Regions from separate parts of the Mus musculus genome. Here region 2 is linked to region 1. The links are chromatin contacts, found by Hi-C or POLR2A ChIA-PET in ENCODE. All regions are on one chromosome and are shown on one strand. Each heading gives the region's core, a stretch centred on a gene start or an enhancer-like site at or near the end of the contact. The rest is flanking DNA. Distances are from core to core; before and after follow the strand shown. Region 1 holds the start of 0610010F05Rik (RIKEN cDNA 0610010F05 gene). Region 2 holds the start of Rel (reticuloendotheliosis oncogene).

What was found. A loop is a pair of places that touch in the nucleus more often than their neighbours do. ChIA-PET counts read pairs that join two places held with the same protein, here RNA polymerase II (POLR2A).
Region 2: a loop to region 1 is called in a map of heart, with 2.8 times the contacts of the local background. The contact joins the promoter of Rel here to the promoter of 0610010F05Rik in region 1. A Hi-C loop is called at or near these places in 1 of 37 maps with a recorded cell type or tissue (heart). POLR2A ChIA-PET finds 5 or more read pairs at or near these places in 1 of 5 experiments (Patski).

The regions. Positions count from the first base shown.
Region 1 is chr11:23,631,700-23,635,353 of GRCm38, reverse strand. It overlaps 0610010F05Rik (RIKEN cDNA 0610010F05 gene), which reads left to right and starts at 1,723. Exons shown (of 22, transcript NM_027860.3): 1 at 1,723-1,861.
Region 2 is chr11:23,769,185-23,772,838 of GRCm38, reverse strand. It overlaps Rel (reticuloendotheliosis oncogene), which reads left to right and starts at 1,870. Exons shown (of 10, transcript NM_009044.3): 1 at 1,870-2,159. The coding sequence starts at 2,150.

The DNA.
Region 1 (3,654 bases), core at 474-2,973:
AGGCCCTCTGCACATATATTATGGCTTTCAGTTTAGTGTTTTTATGGGATTGCTGTGTGAGCAAGCTGGTCTCTGTCTCTTGTGCTTTCTCTTGTCTCTTTTTCTTCTGTTTGTCCAATTCTGGTGTGTTAATTTTTGTTTTATCTTGTATTTTATTTTATTGTTTAAAAAAAAGAGTAGCCGGGCATGGTGGCGCACACCTTTAATCTCACCACTCGGGAGGCAGAGGCAGGTGGATTTCTGAGTTCGAGGCCAGCCTGGTCTACAGAGTGAGTTCCAGGACAGCCAGGGCTATAAAGAGAAACCCTGTCTCGAAAAACCAAAAAAAAAAAAAAGAAAAGAAAAGAAAAAGTAATTGTATAACCTTCGTAGTGTGCCATGTTGATTAAAGTAGATAACAGATGCATACCTGGCATATATAAATGTTCCATGGATGATAGGCTTCCTTTACTGCATGCATTAATTTGACAAATGAGCCCTTCACAAGTCTGGTTACAAAAACCTGGGCATCACGAAGCATTCATAAAGCAGAAACCGTGGCTTATCTGCTGCCACACTTATCTGACTTGGAGGTCGAAAGCTCTATGTGCAGCCACTGAAGTTCAAGCTGAATGTGAACACATGTTCTCCTGAGAGCAAGACAGGGACCATTCGCTCCCAGCAGGAAGCCTGAGCCTGCGAAATGATCCAAGTGCTTCTCTCACCGTGCTACTCGGAGCTTCGCTGAGGTCTGAGGCCCATTATCAAATGTGGAAGCCTCATTCCTTGGGCATAATTTGGACTCTACCTGCACATTGAGACCACCTCCCCCCAGTGGGAAGGGAGATCTATTTGAGTGGTAGGAGGAAAGCCTTGGCAGATAAGGCGATTGAAGAGAAAACAATAAACAACAACAAAAAACAAACAAACGTTCAACTTCCTCTGGGAAACAAAAAAGAAATGAAGATTTGATCGAAACCATAACATTGAGAGTTACTTATATTCTTTTTGATATACAGCTTACACTGAATACATTGCTCGTTCTCACTGTCTCTGTCTCTGTCTCTGTCTCTCTCTCTCTCTGTCTCTCTCTCTCTCTCTCTCTCTCTCTCTGTCTCTGTCTCTCTCTGCTTGCAAACAGGTTTATTAGTGGACACTGTTTTAGTTTAATCTTGCCAGAACCATGGAGTGATTGCCAACGAAAACTCACATCTGGCCACTAATACATTTCCATCAGTGCTCTAAGACTGAACATCAATCAGCCTTCCAAGTTTAACACTGGAACATTTGCCACACTATATCTGAGAAGTCGCCAGCTTTTCAGTTTACAGTATGTTTCTAAGTCCCAGCCAACGCCCTATCCAATCATATATTTTTTCTGTTGAACCTAAGCAGCTTATAGCAAAATGAGTGACAGGGAAAGATTTATTCTTTTCATTCGAGCTCCCTTTATCTCCCACGTTCAAGATCAAGCGCTGAGGACCTAGTCGCTAAGAGACATGACGCTAAGAGAGTGGGGACGCTGCACTGCGACAGGCCAGAGAGGACGAGCCAGAGAGGGCAGGGTGAAGAGCAGGCTCTGTGCAGCGGTGGGCTGCACTCTGGCACCGCCCGCACCCGCCCACCCGCAGGATCTCGTCGCTCATTGGATGCTCTGCTGCGGCGCTAGCTTGCGATTGGCCCGGGCGCGTCGATCAGGCCCCGCCCCTCGGCGCTCTTGCTGGGCGGCTGGCTAGCGGGCGCAGGCGGGTGCGGCCGCGGCTCGTGAGGCCGCCTCAGCCTGGCGTGTGCGCCGGGTCGCGCCGTTCTGGGCGCGAGCGCGGGCGGTGCTGGCCGCTGCAGGTGACACCGGCGCGGTGAGGGCCGCCGCGGCCCTGTGGAGGTGAGAGAGACGCTGAGAGGCTGGGGCACCCACTCGGAAGCTGGAGTGGGGCGAGGGCCGGGAGCGCCGCTGCCCATCCGGGCGGGCGGACTGGCGGGCGGGCGGGCGGTGCGGGGCCCCGCTGCCCGGAAGCCCGCGGACGCCCGGGCGCTGCCTGCGGCCCCGTCCCGCCGCCGCCCTCGCCTACGCTCTTGGCGACGGAGCCCAGCTTCGGTCGCCGGACTCCGGCCCTCACAGTCCCCGCCAGGCTGCTTTCCGATGCCTTTGTCTGCTCCTCTCCAGCCCGCGCCTCGAGTCGGTGTCCACGCCGCGGAATCCCGGTCCCGAGGACGCGCCGCGCAGGGAGCCTCGGACCCGGGCTTGGAAAGGCTACTTACCCGGGTGGGCAGTGATGTCCGGTCTTTCAGAATCAGAGCCAACCGGCTGGGTCACACGTGTGGATGAGAGTCAGGAAGTCTGTTGTAGATCAGGACTAACAGCCTCCCTCTGCTGTGCCAGAGGCCTTCCACCTGTCCCTGTGACCACCCCCCACCTCCACTCCCTCCTCTGCCTAGGGAAAGATCAAGAGCCCCCTTTTCATTGAAAAATGAAAAGCAGATGCTTGTCCATATGAATAAGCCAAAATAAGGAATAGGTTATGTTCTTTAAAGGTGTAAAATGTTAAAACAATAGAATTTTTATATTTTAGTAAATAATGTTATTTATTTACTAAATATATTATACCTTAAACACTTTTAAAGTATGGTGTCATGCATGAGAGGATAATTTTGAGTTTTAGATATTTTCTTTTGGTCATAGTTTTTTATACGTTTATACCTTTCTCCAGAATGAGATGCATGTGCCAGCTGTTCTAAGACTGTATGTTATTCATACCCTAAAGGAAACATTCTCAGAGATTAGTTTAACTAGAATACACAGTAGTTTTTTTCCCTTGATTGGAAAGATTCAATTGTGTCAACAGAAAAAAAATTCACACCCAAGTTACTTAAATCATCCATTACCACGAATAAATGAGTATTATATTTGAAATATACAAGTTTTTAAGAATTTGATGGAGACATCTTTCTTGTTATTTTAATTAAGTGCTGGGAACTTAGCTCATTTGTGGAGTACACTGCCACCACCACCACCAAAAACAGAAAATAAATTTTAATTAAATATCTGAAAGTTAAAAGTGAAAAAGCAGCACACAAGGGGTCTTTGTCTTGAGTTCTACTTTAAACTGTTTAGTCGCCTTTTCTCCTTTCCAGTGCTGGTTGTCCAACCCAGGGCCTCGCACATCTCCATTCCCATCCTAAACGTCTTCCTAAGGTCCAAACAAATTATAATTAAACACCGCTTTCCAAATCATTTGTCCTCAGGAAAAGGAATGCACACATTACCCATGTAAGCAGAGAACAACATTTTGTTCACTGAAGATTAAGATTCCACATTATTTAATGTGTGTACTTAAATATTCATATAAATTGTAAATCTTCAGCTTGGAGTGGGTTCCAAAAGATACATTGTTTCTTTAAGGCTTTGAGACTTTATTAAGTCAGCAAACATTTTTTGGCACTATCTGTTTTGCTGGGGTTTTTTTTTGTTTGTTTGTTTGTTTTTTTTTGAGGAATCAAAGAGCTGAGTGTGTCTGAACACACTTGAAATCCCTGTGCTCTAAGACGGGAAGATCATGAGTTAGAAGCCAGCCTGGACTACAAAGCCAGACCTACCCCAGGTGGATAAAAATGAAATTCTGTTCTGGGCAGTGCTTTCTAAGGGATTCAACAAAATTCTTGAAAAATTTTATGTCA
Region 2 (3,654 bases), core at 621-3,120, 140 kb before region 1:
TCCCTCATAGCTCAGGCTGGCTTTATAAACTCATTATATAGTGGAGGATGACCTAGAACCCCTGCTGGTCCTACCTCCACCTCCCAAATGCTGGGATTACAGACATGCCACCCAGTACTAAAATTACCACGTGTTAGTCTCTGTAAACCCCAATGACAAGCAGCCTTATCAGGTGTACAGTGACACCTTCCCCTAGCACAAGGTCTAAAAATATCCATGAGAATTTCAACCTCCTATTTACTTTTTCTTTGAATAAAGACAGTAAGTAGAAACTATGTCATTCAGATATGGTTGAGTTAAAAGCTGAAGTATGCCTGCATTCATGTGTGTGTGTGTATTGGTGTGTTCAGTGTTTTGTGGCTCATCCTATCTTCAAAGTTATGATTCTGTGGTCTTGACCTCTGGAGCGCTGAACATAGTTCACCCTGCTAATTGTTTTATTTTATTTTATATCTTTGTGACTTGTTTATGATTGTGTTTAACTAAAAACACAACTGCTATTTATACTCTTTGAGAAGACAATTTGGAACTAGCAGATTTTAATTATTTCCTTCACTTTGGGGGAGTTGTATAACAGGATGAATTTTTTATGACAGGATAGTATATATTTTAATTATCCAACCCCCCCCCCCCCACACACACACACACACTTTGGCGTTCTTTGAAGCGCATGTAGAGGTAAGAGGACAACTTTTGGAAGTTGATTCTGTCCTTCCATGGATCAAACTCAATTTGTCAGGCTTGGTAGCAAGCGCAATTATTCTCTAAGCTATCTTGTTGGCCATGCAAGATGATATTCTCTATTTCCCCTCCATTACTTGTTTTAGTCAGTAAATGACTGGAGAACGTAAGAGGTGGAGCCAGATAACCCTGAGTTATTTCTGTTGTTGAGACAGTCCACCTACCTCAGCCTCCCGCGTGCTGGGAGTGCAGTGCGCTAAACGGGGCTGGATAATCTTAAGCTTAAATCGTGCAATTCCTTTCTAGAACTCTAAAGTATGGACAAGCTACTCAGCTTCTCCAAACCCCAATCAACCCTAATACTCGTGTATACAATGACATGCTAATACATCATAGACTAAGAGAACAGGTGCGTATTAGCAACTGAAGGCAAACAAGATTCCGCCTGACCTGTCAAAGCACCAAAGTTCGGTCCAGGCCTCAGGCCGTGGGTATCTCGGCCAATCTCTGGACGTCGTGTACATTTATACAGAATGGGGTTAGCGGCCTCGCAGTGCAGCTGAAAAACTTTGGTAGGTAAAAGACGTAATGTAGATATAGAGGGAAAATAAGGCTGCGGGGGTCCCCGTATGCAAATCTGCGCCTTACTGCCGAACGCGGGCGCTGGCGCTTCCGCACTTCCCCTCCAGAGCACCCGGACAACTCTCTGGCGCGGGGGCGGAGATTTGCATGTGCGAAATCGGGAAGAGGGGGAACCACCGGTCGAAAACCCCGGGCGGGCCTCGGGCGGCCAAGGAGCGCGCCCGGTGCACCGCCCGGCCCGCCTCCGGCCGCTCGGCCAGCATGACGTCACGAACACGCCCCTCGGCTTTAAGCGGCGCTCTCAAGGACTCTGGAGGAGGGGGATTTCTCAGGGACCGACGGCTTCTCACGCGCGGAGTCGTCGCTGCGCGCCCTCACGGAGCTCCCGGCGCGAGCGTGCAGGCTGTGGTGGCTCTGGAGGAAGTAAGCGCACTGGCCCGCGCGGGGTCGCGCGCCCGCCGCGAGGCTCCGCCCCCCGCCCCGGGTAGGCGGTGGCGCGAGTGACGTAAGCAGCGGGAAATCCCCCCCCCTCCCCCCACGTTCCGCCGGGCGGTCCGCCCCGCCCCCTGCCCCTGCCGCGGCATCCTGGCAAGGCGACGCCAGGACACTAGTGACCGGAGCGCGAAGATTCGGGGGTGGGAAGGTGTGAGCCGCAAACCCAGAGGAGCCGGGAAAGAAGAGGAGGCCCGGGGGTGGTCCGAGGACAGGCGTCCCGGCTGCGGAGGCTGCTCAGCCTCCTCACTGGTTGGCTGACTGACGGGCTAGCTGGCTGACTGCCTGCCTGACCGACTGCCTGGCTGACTGACTCACTGACTGACTGACTGGCTGCCTTGCAGCCTCGGGCCGGACGCTGGAAGCTGCAGCGAGCGGCGCGCGGAGCCGAGCCATGGCCTCGAGTGAGTACCGGGGCGAGCACTCGCGGGTCACGGGGAGGAGCTGTCGGGGGCTCCGTTTGGGGTTAGGACGGTCTGCCTTTCAAGTCTTCTCATCTGGCAAATTGTCAGCCGTTTGAAAAGTTGCCCGCTCCGGGGTTTGCGTGTGAAATCAAAGCGGCGCACTGTAATCTGATCTTCTCCTAATAGCCAGAACCTTCGAAATTCCCAACGGTGTGCTTTTAGGATCACAGGGGGTAATCTCAGTAAAGGAGAGCAGAGAAGCCTCGCGTTTAAAGACTCAGTGGTATGGAGACCCAGTTTTACATTTTTGAACAAAAAAGAGGAACCTCCGGACCTCAGACGAGCTTTCTTTTTTTAAGTCCAATCGTGCTAGCGGCTGACACTGGTACAGAATGTGGCGTGGCTGTGAAAGTCCTCAGTGGCGTTTTAATTCGTTCCAAGCGAAAACACTACCCCCGCCCCCACGAGCTAAAGATGTTGCTTGTCTAATTTACCGTGTAGAGACCTCGATCCCTTCAACCCCCAACCCCAAACCTGCACGCGCGTTTTGTTAGCAGCAAGAGGACGAGATTTGATTATACTTTAAAGTAACTGGTAGGGTTGAAAATGTCATCGTTTAATGTCAGTGTTTTATCTGCCACTAGTAAGTTTTGGATCATCTGCTTTGAGGGGGACATTTATAAGAAACAGTTTACAGGACAGGGGAGTTTAGTATGACAGTCGTACTATATGTAAAGCAAGCACTTGAAGCAGCTGAGATGGTGGTGGGAGCTAAAAATGACACCTTCTGTCTGTAGCAGGACGCTGACCCTTATCTTCCCAGTGACCCTCAGTAGAAGGCAGCCGACGTCTGGCAGAGAAGAGGAAGTAGAAAGCTTAGTGAACTCTTTAAGAGTTGAGCAGAACAATATCATAACTCCTGCTGTAAAGGAAACTGGGGTGTTTCACATGACACTTGATTTCAGTTTGTCTGTGGTTTTCATGAGAAAACAAGTGTAGTTTAAAATATTTCAACTTTCTCTTTACCCATTTAAATGAAGCCAGGCTTTCAGATGCTCTAGTAAATTTGTAAATTTAACTCATGTTCTGATTAGAAGCACAAAAAGGCTTTAAGTATTTAATTCATTGGTAATCAGAAAGAGATTTTTGTATGACATTTGTAAAGAGTGGCAAGCTTTGTTAAAACAGTTCTGTCCTTGTCTACCTAATAGAATCTTATTATATAGTGTATGAATGCAATACTTGAATTTTTTTCAACAGAAAAGTCATTTATTAAAGAACTGTAAGACAGATATGATTTTAAAATGTAATACAATTGCAATTTGCCTAAGGACATATATTTTGTGCTGTTATAGAAATGATTCCAAAAGTTAAAGTGGGGAACTTTTTAAAAGAAATGGCAAGTTTTAAGGATTTAGAAGTTGGGTTGGGCTTGCCCAGCTTCTGTGAAGCCCTGGGTTCAGTTCTCAGTACTGTCAGAGAAAAAAAAAAAATC